2 separate regions of the Homo sapiens genome follow, and region 2 is linked to region 1. The links are chromatin loops, found by intact Hi-C in ENCODE. Cell type or tissue: endothelial cell of umbilical vein. All regions are shown on one strand. Region 1 overlaps ROCK1 (Rho associated coiled-coil containing protein kinase 1). Region 2 overlaps ROCK1 (Rho associated coiled-coil containing protein kinase 1).

What was found. Hi-C counts contacts between places; a loop is a spot of excess contacts. Peaks named below come from ENCODE experiments on the same cell type or tissue, not always from the same donor. Only the 100,000 strongest peaks of a DNase experiment are listed, where the experiment ranks them.
Region 2: a loop joins it to region 1, with 3 times the contacts of the local background. A loop is called at or near these places in 11 of 110 quality-filtered maps.

The regions. Positions count from the first base shown.
Region 1 is chr18:21,045,745-21,053,744 of GRCh38, forward strand. It overlaps ROCK1 (Rho associated coiled-coil containing protein kinase 1), which reads right to left. Exons shown (of 33, transcript NM_005406.3): 3 at 4,036-4,136; 4 at 3,348-3,485. Among named protein-coding and RNA genes, the nearest start is that of ROCK1, 62 kb to the right of the region's middle. In endothelial cell of umbilical vein, no CTCF peak of the experiment used is centred here; a DNase peak (open chromatin) is centred at 3,787.
Region 2 is chr18:20,980,173-20,988,172 of GRCh38, forward strand. ROCK1 (Rho associated coiled-coil containing protein kinase 1) reads right to left here. Exons shown (of 33, transcript NM_005406.3): 19 at 6,778-6,938; 20 at 4,179-4,363; 21 at 2,591-2,660. Among named protein-coding and RNA genes, the nearest start is that of ROCK1, 130 kb to the right of the region's middle. In endothelial cell of umbilical vein, no CTCF peak of the experiment used is centred here; no DNase peak of the experiment used is centred here.

The DNA of each region.
Region 1 (8,000 bases):
AACTGTAATATTTTCAGTAAATATACAAATCTCCTAGGCAAAGAAATACTGTATTTCTAATTTAACTTGTGCATCAGTGGGGTCTACTATTAAATTTATATCAATATCACAATGCTCAAGAAGTCTTTGATAAATTTGGCTTACAGTTTCAGCTGTTTTTTTTTTTTTTTTTTTTTTTTTTTTTGAGACGGAGTCTCGCTCTGTCGCCCAGGCTGGAGTGCAGTGGCGTGATGTCGGCTCACTGCAAGCTCCGCCTCCCAGGTTCACGCCATTCTCCTACCTCAGCCTCCCGAGGAGCTGGGACTACAGGCACCCGCTACCACGCCCGGCTAATTTTTTGCATTTTTAGTAGAGATGGGGTTTCACCGTGTTAGCCAGGATGGTCTCGATCTCCTGACCTCGTGATCCGCCCACCCTGGCCTCCCAAAATGCTGGGATTACAGGCATGAGCCACTGCGCCCGGCCTCAGCTGTTTCTTATTAGCTGTGTGACTAGTAATTTGCTTAACCTACCCGAGTCTATGAGACTATAATCTCTTCTAAAACACTGTAAGGACTATACTTCGTTTAACTTTTATACCTGCTGCTTAGTCAAGTATCCAGATGCCTGGCGGTTAGCAATTGCTTAATAAAGGCTTAATGAACCAAATCATAAACTAATCCATAAAGTAACAGTGCACCTAACAGATTAACTGTCTTTCAGGGTTGAGGGTTGTTAAAAAAGATTACTGAATATAGAAAGCACTTAGTGCAACAGATGCTCAACAAATGACAGCAGTCAGGAGGAGGAGCAGTAATAGCTAACACAGAAGTAGGAGGAAGGCAGCAGCTAGGGTTCAAATAGTAACAGCAAAATCCACTAATGTGAAATTAGCGAGGATATCAGGCATAAATATATTATGTGACTGGGGATCAAATAAAAAGAAGGGCAAATTTATAAAATAACATTTTAAGTAAATACAAGAAGTTTAGAATTAAACTAAAAAAAACAAGCCCTAGAGAAGATGATCTCTAATTTACCCAGATGTTTGTCTTAAAATCTTCTTAATGTTTCATTTTTTTCAACTGTGTTTAATAATTTTAGTTATAGATTCAGTTACTTTGTTTTGATTTTTTGTTTTTTTGTAGAGATTGGGAGCCAGTCTTGAACTCCTGCCCTCAAGTGATCTTCCTGTCTCAGCCTCTCAAAGTGCTCAGATTACAAGCATGGGGGCCACCACACCCGGCCCAGACTCAGTTATTTTAATGTAAAAAATGTATTTTGGGGGAAGAGAGAAGGATAAGAAACAAAGTGGCATTTCATGACTATCCCAGATTAAAGTATATAATTTGTCATTTGGGCCCCATAAAGAAATACTGTTAATTTGGTGACAGTTTCACCCTATTTATAGACAATATATCCAGAGAAATAAAGCTCTGAATACCTAAATTGTAAATAGCCCTGAAAGTAACAATTATGTCACATATTTTTTCACTAACAGACACTGAACGTTCATGTATCAGTGGTTGTTAACTAGTGGTGAAAACATTTTTGGTTGTCACAACTGTGTGTGAGGTGGGAAGAGTCACTACTAGCATCCCCTGTGTAGAGGCCAGGAATGCTGCCAAACATCCTAAATAAACACATTAGTAACTGAAATAATATAAAGGATAGCCCCCAACAACAAAGAATTATCTGGCCCAAAATGTCAATAGTATTAAGCCTGAGAAACTCTGATCTACATAGTTGGTAAAAACATAGACATTTCAAGTTTAAAAGTACTATGGTGACCGGGCACGGTGGCTCACACCTGTAATCCCAGCACTTTGGGAGGCCGAGGCAGGCGGATCACGAGGTCAGGAGATCGAGACCATGCTGGCTAACACAGTGAAACCCGTCTCTACTAAAAATACAAAAAATAATAGCCGGGCGTGGTGGCAGGCACCTGTCGTCCCAGCTACTCGGGAGGCTGAGGCAGGAGAATGGCGTGAACTCAGGGGGCAGAGCTTGCTTGCAGTGAGCCGAGATCGCACCATTGCACTCCGGCCTGGGCGACAGAGCGAGACTCCGTCTCAAAAAAAAAAAAAAAGTGCTATGGCATAAACCTTCAACATTTTTCATATCCTTTTAATTCCAATTACTGGTATGCTTTTTAAGGACAGACTTCATTATATATTATAAATAAATCACAAAAACATGTTAGAAAATTAGAAATGGTCTAGCCCAGTTTAACTTCCCCCGTATGACATTTTGCATTAAGGATCCCAATACATAAGACAGATAAAACATGAAGCTGAACTCATAAAAGCAGAGAGAAAACTCAGAATTATAATCTACCCAAAACCCCACTTGACCCCATGATTTTGCCTAAGGTACCTCCACAATTGAACATAACCAATCAAAGACAACTTTCAGACTTATGAACAAGGAAATTGTGGCCCAGAGATGTTAAGTAACATGGCCACAGCTTCAGAGAAAGGCCTATGGCAATCAAGACGAGGACCTAAAACTACTGACTTCTAGTTTTTCTTTCCACTGAAAACCGAAAGACAAGTATTATTTGGTGACCTAGCTTAACTTGGTTTCCTCTCACTTTCCCTTCATTTCTCTTATTATCTCCTCTTCACAAAATAAGAGACAGATAAATGAGGAGACAGCTAAACAAAATGAGAGCCTCATGTTTGGGGAAAAAAATTCAATATTAACTAAAAGTATCTATTTAAATTTTAATAATATACGACTTCCCTCAAATCTAAGTAGATTAAGTTTTCTATATCTTCTGTATTTAAAAATATCTAATTTAAAATTCTGTATTTAAATTTTATATTTATTATTTTTATTTTTGAGACAGGGTCTCACTCTGTTGCCCAGGCTGGAGTGCAGTGATGTGAACACGGCTCACTATAGCCTCGACCTCCTGGACTCAAGTAATCCTCCTGCTTCAGCCTCCCCAGTAGCTGGAACCACAGGCGTGTACCACCATGCCTCAATAATTTTTTTAATTTTTTGTAGAGATAGGTGTCACTATGTTGTCCAGGCTGGTCTCAAACCCCTGGGCTCAAGCTATCCTCCCGCCTTGTCCTCCCAAAGTATTCAGATAACAGGCATGAGCCATCACGCCCAGCACAAATTCTACATTTAAATTAAATTTCCTATATATAAATTCTACAGAAGCATGGTTATTTTGTTCTAGCCTTTCTTGCTAGAAATGATTCAATACAATTAAATTTTAAGATTTAAAAGGTAATTAGACAATTTTGTAACTGCCAGTAAATTCTCTACTACTATTCTAAAACACAAACTAAGCTTCTCAGACATGTTTAGTTACAAACTAATGCAGCAATAATGAAAGAGTAGCAAAGTCATACCTGAACAACCCAAGGACTGTTGGCAAAAGCCATGATGTCCCTTTCTTCCCAGAAAAAAGCAGAATCAGATCTCTTTATCATTTCAAATTTGCTGAGAAGCTTCATAGCATATACCTTCCTGGTGGATTTATGCCTTACCTTTAAAATTGAAAAGGGAAAATAATGAACCTTTTGTTAACATTTAAAGCTCAAGGTTTCACAGAACAATTTACTAAGTGCTTTTAATACTTGCTAAATAATTTAGCCTTACTGTTTCAGTTATTTTTATTTCTTCTCTTCTGCCAAATTATTCCAAGTAGCTAATGTCAAGACTTTAATTATCAGAAGTAATGTTTTAAAAAAATTTTTATTTCCTATATTACAAGACACTTTCCCCCCTCCACACGGCTATGTAAGCTGCTTCCTGTTTATAAAGCTTACTGTTCTACAGCATTTTAGTCTAATATTAGGAGCAAAGATTTATCTTCTGATGCCTGACACTTCTTTTCTGCCACAGATACTTGGGGAAAACACTTCCCACTATGGCTAGATTTGACACTAGGCTTCCATACCCTCAGGCAACAATGTCTAAAGGAACTTAAAGCAACAATTCTATAAAAACAGTATTTTCCCAAATAATATGTTAAACACACAAGTGGATTATTTTAATTTAATAAAGTCCTTTTGTATTCTCATTAAAATAACCTACCAATTGAACTTCTCCAAATGCACCTCTACCAATCACCTTCACTACTTCATAATCTTCAGCTTTCATTCGTAAATCTCTGATTTTATTTATTGTGTCTTTATCTGTATGAAAAGAAAAGTTTATCATTTTAAATCACTAAAGCATTACAACTAGCACTACTTATTTTACATTCGAGTTCTTAAGAAACACAATGAAAAACAACAAACTTCATGAAGAATTATTTGAAAATATGGTGAAACTTGAAGCTATAAAGTAGCTAAATGTTCAATTTGCTAAGATTTTTTAAAGTAAATTCCAGAATAACTTCATTACAACTACTAAAGGTTTTTATTAATCAAAATTTGACTTAACAGAATGTTTTAAAAACAAATATTACACTACAAACAAAAGCTGAAAATAATTAGCTAATTAGTTCCTGGTATTTTAAGTACACATCAAATCTGAATTTAGGAAACATGAGTAGATATTTTAGATTAATACTGGAATAAATTTTTCTTTTTATAAGGTCAGTTTTAGTGATCCTTTAAAAAAAGATGTAATTTAAGATATCAAAGGCAAACACACTAAAAAAAAAAAAAACAGTAAATTTTCCAACTGGTAATCTTTAATACTTATAGCATTACATTTCTCTATTTGAACCTAGATTTTAACTTGAAACACACAGTGAAAATCACTGCAATTATTTATATAAACTTGTCATACTACAAACTACAATAATTCACAAATCCCCACTGGATAGATATTCTAATTCCTAATTTGGTCATAGATTAAAATAGGGCTATTTTAATCCACATGGGTCAACACTGGCATGAGATTACATGGAAAAGCTTCACATTTCAGAGTTGTACAAAATACACAGCAGCTATTAAACTTCAGTTCCAGTTCCTAATAAGAGCTGTATTAATATTCTTGTTTTCCTTTTCAAATGCATTTAAACTCAAGTGTTTGTGTACTTTATGACCAATAAATACATGTAACAGAGAGCAAATTTCTACAAAGTTATAAGTACCTTTAATTTTAGGTTACATATCCACTGCAAGATGCACCAGAAAGATGAACAATAATCAATTAATTCGCTGCACAAATATTTCTATCTACCATACATCAGGCTGTACAGCACTGGAGATAAATAAACATAACTTTAAAATGTAGTTCCTATTCTTTAAGAGTTCAAACTCTAGCAAATAAAACAGAAACAATGAAAAAAAGAATTCAAAAAATGTAATAAGGAAGATAAACAGTTTTTTGAGTACTAAGGAGGACACCTAACTAAAGCCTGCTGGGTGAGAGATAGCTAGGAAGACTTTCTGTAAATGATGGTACCTGAAAAAAGTCTAAACTGAATAGTAGCGGTTAGCTAGATGATAGAGAATGAAAGAAAGAACAGGCCAGGTGTGGTGGCTCATGCCTGTAATCCCAAAACTTTGGGAAGCTGAGGCAAGCGGAATGTATGAGTCCAGGAGTTCAAGACCAGCCTGGGAAACATGATGAAACCCTGTCTCTACAAAAAATATTTTTTTAAAAATTAGCTGGGTGCAGTGGCAGTTTCCTGTAGTCCCAGCTACTCAGGAGGCTGAGGTGGGAGGATCACCTAAGCCCAGGACGTGAAGGTTGCAGTGAGCCAAGATCACACCAGTGCACTCCAGTCTGGGCGACAGAGCGAAACTCTGTCTCAAAAAAAGGAAAGAACAAGTGAACAATATAAGCAGACAAGCAATGTAAACCAAGCACAGAGGAACTGTATCTAAGTTCTATGTTGCTGGAGTATCAAGTTTGTAGTAAGGACTGACAGAAGAGGCTGGAGAGCCCCAGGTAAGTTCAGGAGCTTGAACTTTACCTATCAGCCAGTAGTTACAGTAATAAAACTAATATTTAAGTACCGAAAACCGTTTTCACATTAAAGTTTAAAGTAGCTCTCTACATGAAATAGATCAAAGAAACTGCTCTGTTCTAAATGAGGTTAAAGGTGTCAGAGAAGAGACAGAGCCTCATCTACTTCAGGCTCTTCCATAATACAGTCCCTGAGGAATGCTCTGGAATCTGCTGGGAACTGAGAAGCACCACTACTATGGGCAGGAAGCCATGAAAAGGAATTATGATGGATAAAACAACATAGTCAAACTTACATTTCAGGAAAACTACTCTAGGAAATACGTAGAAGATGAGTTCAATAAAGTCAAGACAGGAGGTGGGGAGAATTTTAAGAGTATTGTAATACCCCAGATGAGAGAGAAAGTTCTGAACCTGGATAATATAATAGCCTGTTACGTTGAAAAAAAGATTCTTGGCTCTAGCTATGAGCTAGAATAGGCTGTAGAGTCTTGACAAAGACCGCAGACAAGTCATTTGAAATCTAAAAGATCTTTCTATGTTCTACTGCCTTGGATTCTAGCTTGTTCTAATACAGGTTTACGTGCTAACAAGTGTAAATGCCTCTGTTGGATGGCTTTCAATCAAACTCAGAGATTCTATGGTTCTACTTTTCCTAGTTCATCTCACCAAGGGTCCAACCTAGAACTAATAAAGAACTTAATGGTAAAATTCTAAGCATTGGACTTTAGTTTCCCAAACACTCAGGACTATGTATTCACACCTACCCAAATCTCAGGATCTTAAACGAAGCCTATTTATTGTAAAGTAGTCATGTAAGAAACCCACTCTTGGTCTAGGGGTACTATATAGCCTGAACTTTGTAGGCTTATGGCTCCATTGAGACAGAAAACAATGCATGCACTAGAACAGGGATTCCCAACCCCTGAGCCGTGGACCTGTACCGGTTCATGGCCTATTAGGAACTGGGCCACACAGCATGAGGTGAGCAGTGGGTAGGCAAGCATTACCATCTGAGCTCCACCTCCTGTCAGATCAGCAGCGGCATTAGATTCTCACAGGGGCACAAACCCTATTGTGAACTGCACATGCGAGGGATCCAGGTTGCACATTCCTTATGAGAATCTTTTTTTAATGCCTGATGATCTGAGGTGGAATAGTTTCATAAAACCATCCCGTCTGCCACCCCCCAACCCCCATCCTGTCCATAGAAACACTGTCTTCCACAAAACTGGTCCCTGGTGCCAAAAAGTTTGGGGACTGCTGCTCTAAAGAAAAATAATAAGTACATAAATAAATATGTAACTTAATTTCACATTGTGATACATATTCTAAAGAAAATAAGACCAAGCTTTCCCAAGTCTGTAAGGGGAGACTATATACACAGGCTAATTCTTCAGTCACTTCAAACTCTGCACTGATTCCTCAAATAAACAAGAGTCAAGGAAAACAACTCAAAATTGGTTATTTTTTAATTGACTATTGATGCCACTCCCAATACCCCCAATTCTTTGAGCAGCTATTCTTGCCCAAAGGCTAACAGTCTTAGGCAAGTTTTTCTCTCTGTACACATTTGTTTGGCTGCTGCAATCACACACCATCAGTGAACAGCTTTCTCTGCTAGGCTAGTGAATAAACCACTCATACACTTACATAACATTGCAGCCTCTTTTTTTTTTTTGGTCAAGCCTGCATGAACATTTTTCTTTATGAAGAAATTTTACTGGGATGAGATACTCTGTTTTAAATTTTCTATTTTTTCTCACTGTTGCTGTCCTATGAGTCAGGAAGATCATAGTGAGTGCTTAGTCTGGGAATGTCCAAAGTACACTGTATTCCTTTAGCACAGCTATACTGTCATTGCATAATTTAAAAAAATGCTTTGCCACCTAACTTGATAAAAATAATCCATTCTCCATTATGCTTCAAAAAGGACAACATTTGGGCTGGGCATGATGGCTCACACCTGTAATCCCAGTGCTTTGGGACACAGAGGCAGGAGGATTGCTCAAGGCCAGGAGTTTGAAACCAGCCTGGACAACATACCAAGACTTGTCTTTACAAAAAATTTAAAAATTAGCCAGGCCCATGGTGGCATGCACTTGTAGTCCCAGCTACTTGGGAGGCTGAGGCAG
Region 2 (8,000 bases), 66 kb before region 1:
CCCTTATGGTTTTATTTATAACAGCTCCAAACTGGAAATGACCCAGACATCCATCAATACATGGGTTAAAAAAAAAACAAAAAACAAAACTGTGGTTAATTCATATTACTCAGCAATAAAAAGGAATGAACTACTGATACATACAACATGTAAATCTAAGAAATCTAAAAAATATGCTGAGTGAAAGAAACCACGTGTTAAAGAGTGTATACTGTGACTCCATGTAGATGAAATTCTAGGACAGGTGAAAATAATCAATAATCATGGAAAAACAGTCATTGTCTGTGTATAGAGGTGGGTGGGGAAAATGTAGAGTGAAGGGCCATAAGGGAACTTTTTGCAGTGAAAAAAAAATGTTCCACATGTTGACTGTGGTGGTGGTCACACAGATGTACATATTTGTCAAAATTTACTAACCAGTACACTTAAAATGGGTATATTATATAGAAATTATAGCTTAATGGCCAGGTGCGGTGGCTCACGCCTGTAATCCCAGCACTTTGGGAGGCCAAGGCGGGCAGATCACAAGGTCAGGAGATTGAGAGCATCCTGGCTAACACAGTGAAACCTCGTTTCTACTAAAAATACAAAAAATTAGCTGGGCGTGGTGGCATGCTACTGTAATCCCAGCTACTCAGGAGGCTGAGGCAGGAGAATCGCTTGAACCCAGGAGTGGGAGGTTGCAGTGAGCCAAGATCATGCCACTACTCTCCAGCCTGGGCGACAGAGTGAGATTCCATCTCAAAAAAAAAAAAAAAAAAGACATTATAGCTTAATAAAGTGTATTATAGATTTGGGAAGACGTTATAAAGAAATTTAACACATATTACTAATTTAAAGGTTAGATCAATTCTTGACTAATGTTAGAAAAATCACTTCTGTTTTGAGGGGTGGGATGTACTGGGTAGTTGAGAGACAGGTAAAGAAATATCCACAAAAGGGCCGGGCGCAGTGGCTCACGCCTGTAATTCCAGCACTTTGGGAGGCCGAGGCGGGCAGATCATGGGGTCAGGAGATCGAAACCATCCTGGTTAACATGGTGAAACCCCGTCTCTACTAAAAGTACAAAAAATTAGCTAGGCATGGTGGCGGGCGCCTGTAGTTCCAGCTACTCGGGATGCTGAGGCAGGAGAATGGCGTGAACCCGGGAGGCAGAGCTTGCAGTGAGCCAAGATCGTGCCACTTGCTCTCCAGCCTGGGCAAGAGGGTGAAACTCCGTCTCAAAAAAAAAAGAAATATCCACAAATAAGATTTATCAAGTATTCTGCTAACATATCTATAATATATGCTTATTTCAGAACAATGGCTCTTACAAAATTCACTAAGCTTTTGCCAACGCCAGTGAAAAATATTTAACACATCAGACTCATATTGTGTTAGTTGCTGAAGTTACAGAGTGAACTTCCAGTTCTGATGTCTATTTCTTTTTAACTACCCTCTTCATTTTAAAAGAAAAAGAGAAGGGAAAGAAATAGCAAGGGCCAGGAAACAGCTGTGGAGAACTACTTTTAACACTTATTTATTACACTAAGAAACAGCACTTTCCTAGGCAAAAAAATACATAAATGTCCATGGGAATGCAAATGAAAAAAGAATAAGGGCTTACTCTAGGTTAAGTATTTATAATTTCTAAAATTAATCTATTTGGCCTTTAGGACTCAGATTCTTATCTCTCTGACTTCAAATACTGAAATTCAAATAAGTAAATCAATGAAGGGATAAAAAGAAAAATAATCTGATTTGAAAACCCAGAAAAAAGACAAATCTTAAAATTTGGTTCATAACAGCTTATTGAATTGAATGCTATTTAATCCAATGCCCACAAGCAATGGAATAAATCAGAACTGAGATAGGGTCAGGTTTTGTACTATTTTCTAGAAGCAAAATCAAAAATCCACAAGAATCACCACAAGTCATTTGACACCCATCCAAACATTTGGAGGCACTGGATGACTGCTCTGTGGAAGCATATGGCAAGAAAGCATATGGGATGCTACCGATCACTTTGCAGAAGTTAGCAGTAGATACTTTGAATAATTACGTTTAGCAAACACTCAGGGAAAGAGTTTTCAACAATATTTAAAAGTCTTTCATTTTGTTTATGAGACAGAGTCTTGCTGTCACCCAGGCTGCAGCACAGATGACCTTGGCTTATTATAATGTCCAACTACTGGACTCAAGCAATTCTCCTGCCTCAGCCTCCTGAGTAGCTGCGACTACAGGTGCCTGCCACCACAATCGGCTAATTTTTGTATTTGTAGTAGAGACGGGGTTTCACCATGTTGGCCAGGCTGGTCTTGAACTCCTGACCTCAAGTGATCCACTCGCCTCGGCCTCCCAAAGTGCTGGGATGACAGGTGTGAGCCACCGCACCTGGCCTGAAAAGTTTTTACAATTTAAAAACATATACCAATGATAGCCTAATATGCCAAGAAACAAATGGACAAACAAAAAGCAGAAAAGTCACAATGTTTATTAGAAGATGAAGAGTCATTTGAAAAAGAATTACAGTTCACATAAAAGAATCTAAATACCTTGTTTTAAGTCAGGTTTTGAAACAGTGTGTATGTTAAAAATGATTCTCACTTACCGAGAAATATTGCTCAGCTTCAAGCTGATCTTGTAGCTCCCGCATCTGTCCTTCATTTCCTCTATACTGTCTTCAGATGAAAAGAAAAACAAGTGAACAAACGCTCCTACTTATACTAGACTTCATTTTTTCTTAGTTTGTTAAAGTTGCTAATATAAAAAAGTTTACTAAAACAATCTTTATTTTTTAAAAACATACTTCATTATTCATTATTTTACTAATTAACTTGGTCAGGCCACACCGGTTCTATCTTGCTCCTTATAAAATGACGCTATGCAAAAGTAGTGAGAACCCTTTTCTACTGATGATCACTTTTTGGAGAATATTAATTGTGGATCTATCCAAAATGAAAAAATAAAATTGATACCATATTTTTGGTAAATTTTTACAGAGAAAAGCAGTCATAGGGAAGAAAATGTCTTGTACAGTAAATAAAAAAAGAGGGGGGCATGAAAAATTTAATAATAATTCAGTGCTACATATCATAGTACTATATTTAATAAGTAATAATTCAGTACTGCATACTAGATATTATGGCCAATTAAGCACAAGAAAGGGGCTGGTGGAAATGAACCATCAGGTAAGAAGGGAAAGCAAGAACAACAAACTGACAAACAAGGAGGAACGCAGATAGACAACTGCATGTATATAATACATACATAAACACAACTCACATAGGAGCAGAGTCCAAAAGATGGAAACCCAATGTAACCCAAAGACACAGATTTTCAATAATTATTTACTGTATAATATGAAAGCCTAGCAGCTAGGCTTGAAAATCTAGCGGCTAGACTTTCATATTAGACAGTAATAGCTTTGTATTCTCAGTATCTCAAAAGGCATGTGGCTGACAGAAAGTCTACACCAATCTCCACTGAATGCTGAGCGAGAGTATTTTTGGAGAAAAAAAATATAAAACACACTTTTGCGAAAACGGTGGCCCTAAAAGAGGAAAAGAATTTCACCAATATAAATCCAATTTTATGAAAACTGACAATTTAATCCAAGAATCACTTTTGTAAATGAAGCTAGCAAGTGATGATATGATAAAATAAACGTGGAGGAAATAAAAACACAAGACTTGGCATAAGATATATCCACTTTTGATATTAAACTTGTGAAGCATATTCTTCGACAAATTGTGAAAGCGTTCCTGATCTTGCTTGTTCTCCATTTCAAATAAGGAGGCATATCACATCCCAAGAGTAACAGAAAAAGAAAAAAGACATTTTTGCATTTTGAGATGAACCAAAGACACAAAACAAAACGAACAAAGTGTCATGTCTAATTCTAGCCTCTGAAATAAACCTTGAACATCTCCTACAAGGCACCGTGATTTTTGTAATTCTAACCTGAAGAAATGTGATGACTTTTGTGGACATGAAAATCAGATGAGAAAACTGTGGTCTTTCCAAAGCCTGAACTCCCCTGAAAACCTTTGCAAGTAAATTCTTTTACTTCTAAATACTTTTTTTCTGTCTTTCACAAACTCTAAGTACATAATCTGTACATATGTAAAATGTCAAACACACAAGTCAATGATGAACACAAAAAAGAAAGAAATCACAATGTTATTTTAAAGACTTACTTCGTAAGCTGAGCTAACTCAAATTCTAATAATCTCTTTGCTTCCAATAAAGTATTTATTTCCTGTTTCATCTGCTTTTCTAAACCTTTTAAATTGTCTGCCTCAAATGCTTGAGTCTTCAATTCATTTTGTAACAACAGCCGCTTATTTGATTCCTGCTCCAGTTGCAGGGTTAGATTCTTAACCTATGAATGAGAAAAATAATTGGGATCTTAAATCTCTTAAATAATTTATTAGACATTATTTGAAAGACTACTAACCAAATCAAGTACATTATAATTCATGGTACTAGTAGAAAATATTAGTATTTTAAAGAGTCTTCATTGTTCCACGTGTTTATTACAGTAGATTTACTATTAAGTCAAATTAATTCCCAAATTTCAGACATGAGATCTTGTGGAGGGAAAAAAATTCTGGTTCCTTTCTACCCCAATCAGCATGAAAATTCTGTAGTACAAGGTGATTATAAAACTCACTTCTGGGCCAGGCACAGTGGTTTATGTCTGTAATCCCAGCACTTTGGGAGGCTGAGGCAGGTGGATTGCTTGAACCCAGAGTTTGAGACCAGCCTGGTCAACATGGTGAAACCCTGTCTCTACAAAAAAATACAAAAATTGGCCAGGCATGGTGGTACACTCCTGTAGTCCCAGCTACATGGGAGGATCACTTGAGCCTACGAGTCAGAGGTTGCAGTGAGCCGAGATCACGCCACTGCACTCCAGCCTGAGTGACAGTGAGACTCTGTCTCCAAAAAAAAAAAAGCCATTCCTGGGGGAACATTTGAATGGAGTACTTAAATTTACCTGTCTACGTGCTCTACTCTACAACCCTTCAAAGCTTAACCAAACAAACTGAACGTATGTTTTATTCAACTCAACAAATATTTCTGAAGTGTTTATTAGGTGTTGGGACCAATGAACTCAAAATTCATACAGTGGTTTACAATGGCCTTCATGATCTGTTCTAATTCTATTCCTATCATTGGCCATTCTCTACAATCCAATCATATTCTTCAGATCCTCAAATGCAACAAATTCTCCCTCACCTCACATTTCTTGTACGCACTACTCCTGTTTTATCCTCCTTCATTTATTCATTCTTCAGCTCTCAAATGTCATACTCTTAGCAAGGCCTTCTGTAACTCCCAAATGTGATTAGTAATACACCCCTATAGCATTCCGTACTTTCTTTCTAATTATTTGCAATGCTTGTAGTTACTATTTTAATATCTGTTTTTCCCTCCTGGCTGTAAGTTCCAACACAGTCAGGACCATACCTATATCTTATTCACTTCGGTAACCCCCAATTCCTAGCACAGAGCCAAATAGGTAGTCAAAAATTATGTTTTTTAAATGACTGAATATTATCTTTCAAATTTTGAACATACATTCCTCCTGCATGCTAGCTTTAATAGGTATCTCTAATTTCTCTTCTTTCTAGTCCATTCTATATACCACTACCAGATTGATTTTTCTAAAAGTGCTTTCACCTATAGCTCCCATGCAAGTTTTATTTTTTATTTTTTAGAGATAGGGTCTCACTCTGATGTCCAGGCTGAGTGCCATGGAGCAATCTTGGCTCACTGCAGCCTCGACCTCCTGAGGTGCAAGGAATCCTCCCACCTCAGCCTCCTGAGTAGCTGGAACTATAGGCATGCGACACCACACCTAGCTGATTTTTGTATTTGAGATGGGGTTTCACCATGTTGCCTAGGCTGGTTTCAAACTCCTGAGCTTAAGCAATGTGCCCATCTGCCCACCTCAGCCTCCCGAAGTGCTGGGATTACAGGTGTCAGCCAACGTGCCTGGCCACCCATGGAAGTTTTAAAGAGTATCGATACTTTGGCCTACAAATTTCTCCCATGACTACTCAACATGTCTTCGTTTTTCCTTCAAAAAGTTAAAGTTCTATCAAGTTCCTTTTTATGCCTTCCTTATGCATCTTCTTATCCAGCCGGTACTCACTTTATTATCCATCTCTTTACTGATAATATTCCCTCTAGCAAGTAAAGCCCTGACTCCAAAACTATTACCTTTTGAAGTCTTACTCAACCTTTAAAATCTAGGTAACATGTTACATCTTCTTGAAAAGGCTTTCCTACTTTCAGTCTTAGAAATAATTTCTAAAGTACATATAGTAACCACCAGGACATACTGTCATTTTATCTGTTTATTAACTGCTTTATAAAATGTATACCCTGTGCTATCAATCTAAGCCAGGAAAGACTGCAGTTAAACACTTTTATTGAAATCTAAGAGCAATGCTCTTTTCTTTGGGGATATAAGATGCATTATAATAAAGACTTTTTTTTTCTTTAAAGCAGATGGTCAGTTTTTTCAGGGAAGGAACTATGACATTTCAATATAGTTGTACTGTCATAGTGAAAAATGGCATAGATCACACAGAGTGAATGTTCAATAACTATTTGAAGAGGAAAATTCTAGGTGCTGGGGTGACCATACAGCAGTGAACACAGACCCATGTCAATTATTTCATTCAAATCTCCTTCATGGTGTTTAAATTATAGATAACTCCAGTCATAACTTATATAACCGTTTCTCTTTTAATAGATGAACAAAGTCAGTACTATTTTTCTTACTTCATCCTCCATCCTTTCTTTATTTCCAGTCAAATGTTCTAGTTTCTGCTGAGATTGCTTCAGATCAACGTCTAGCATGGAACACTGTTTCTCAATCTGAACAACCCGATTTTCAGCCTTCTCTCGAGCTTCTCTTTCTTCTTTCAGCTTTTTTTCCATCTCTGGGAAAGCAAAAAGTTACAAACATACATTTAAAGAAAGAGTACTTTAACACATTTCACTTTATATGGGCTGTAAACTGGTTTCAAATGTCTCTATTGTTTTTATTCTGGGACTTGAATAGAGCTAGTAATTATAGAAATTCTCACATTATGTAAACTATTTATATAGCAGAAATCTCTAAAGAAAAGGAGTTATAAAATATAATACAGTAATAAAATCTTCTAAACCCAGCTCTTGCCCAGTGATGAGAGATTAATCGGTACCACTTTCAGACAAGAAGGTGAAGAGTATAGCTAGAAAGGAAGTGAATTAACAAAGAACAATGAACATACATCAAGCAAAAGCAGAAAAATAAGGCTGTGGTTATTAATTTATACCCTGCATTGTTCCAGAAAAGGTTGAAGAGGCTTAAGGCTATGGTAGGAACTCCAATTTATACAATTCAGATGAATAAGATTCCACAGTAGTATACCTCTTTTAATTATTACTGGAATATATTAGTCTACACTGAGGCTCCTTTTTTGAAATATAACTAAGCTTCTGAGAGGTTAACTTTTCCATGTTCATGTAACTAGTAAGTTGCCCCATAAGGATTCAAGTTTATTTAAAGTGTGCTTTCCCACTCTTGGAGACCACCCTCTAGGTGACAAAATATAAACTATTAAATAAATATAAATAAACTATTCCTTATCTTTCCCCCCAAACTTACAAACTTAGCTGCACCAATAAAACTGTCACCTCTTAAGACCCTTCTGTTTAATCAAACACAAATCCATCCACTATGTTCTTCTGACTCTTGGTATCTCTCTCCTGAGCTCCAGACTTAGATACCAATTGACTATTTAACATCTCCACCTAGATATCTAATAATCTTATTAAAGTTAACATATCCACAATAGATGCCTTTACTTCTGGCCTATCCCCAAACCACTCCAACCCCAGTTAGACTCAGTCTTTTTTTTTTCTTTTTTTGAGATGGTGTCTCGCTCTGTTGCCCAGGATGGAATACAGTGGTGCAATCTCGATTCACTGCAACTTCCGCCTCCTGGATTCTAAGAATA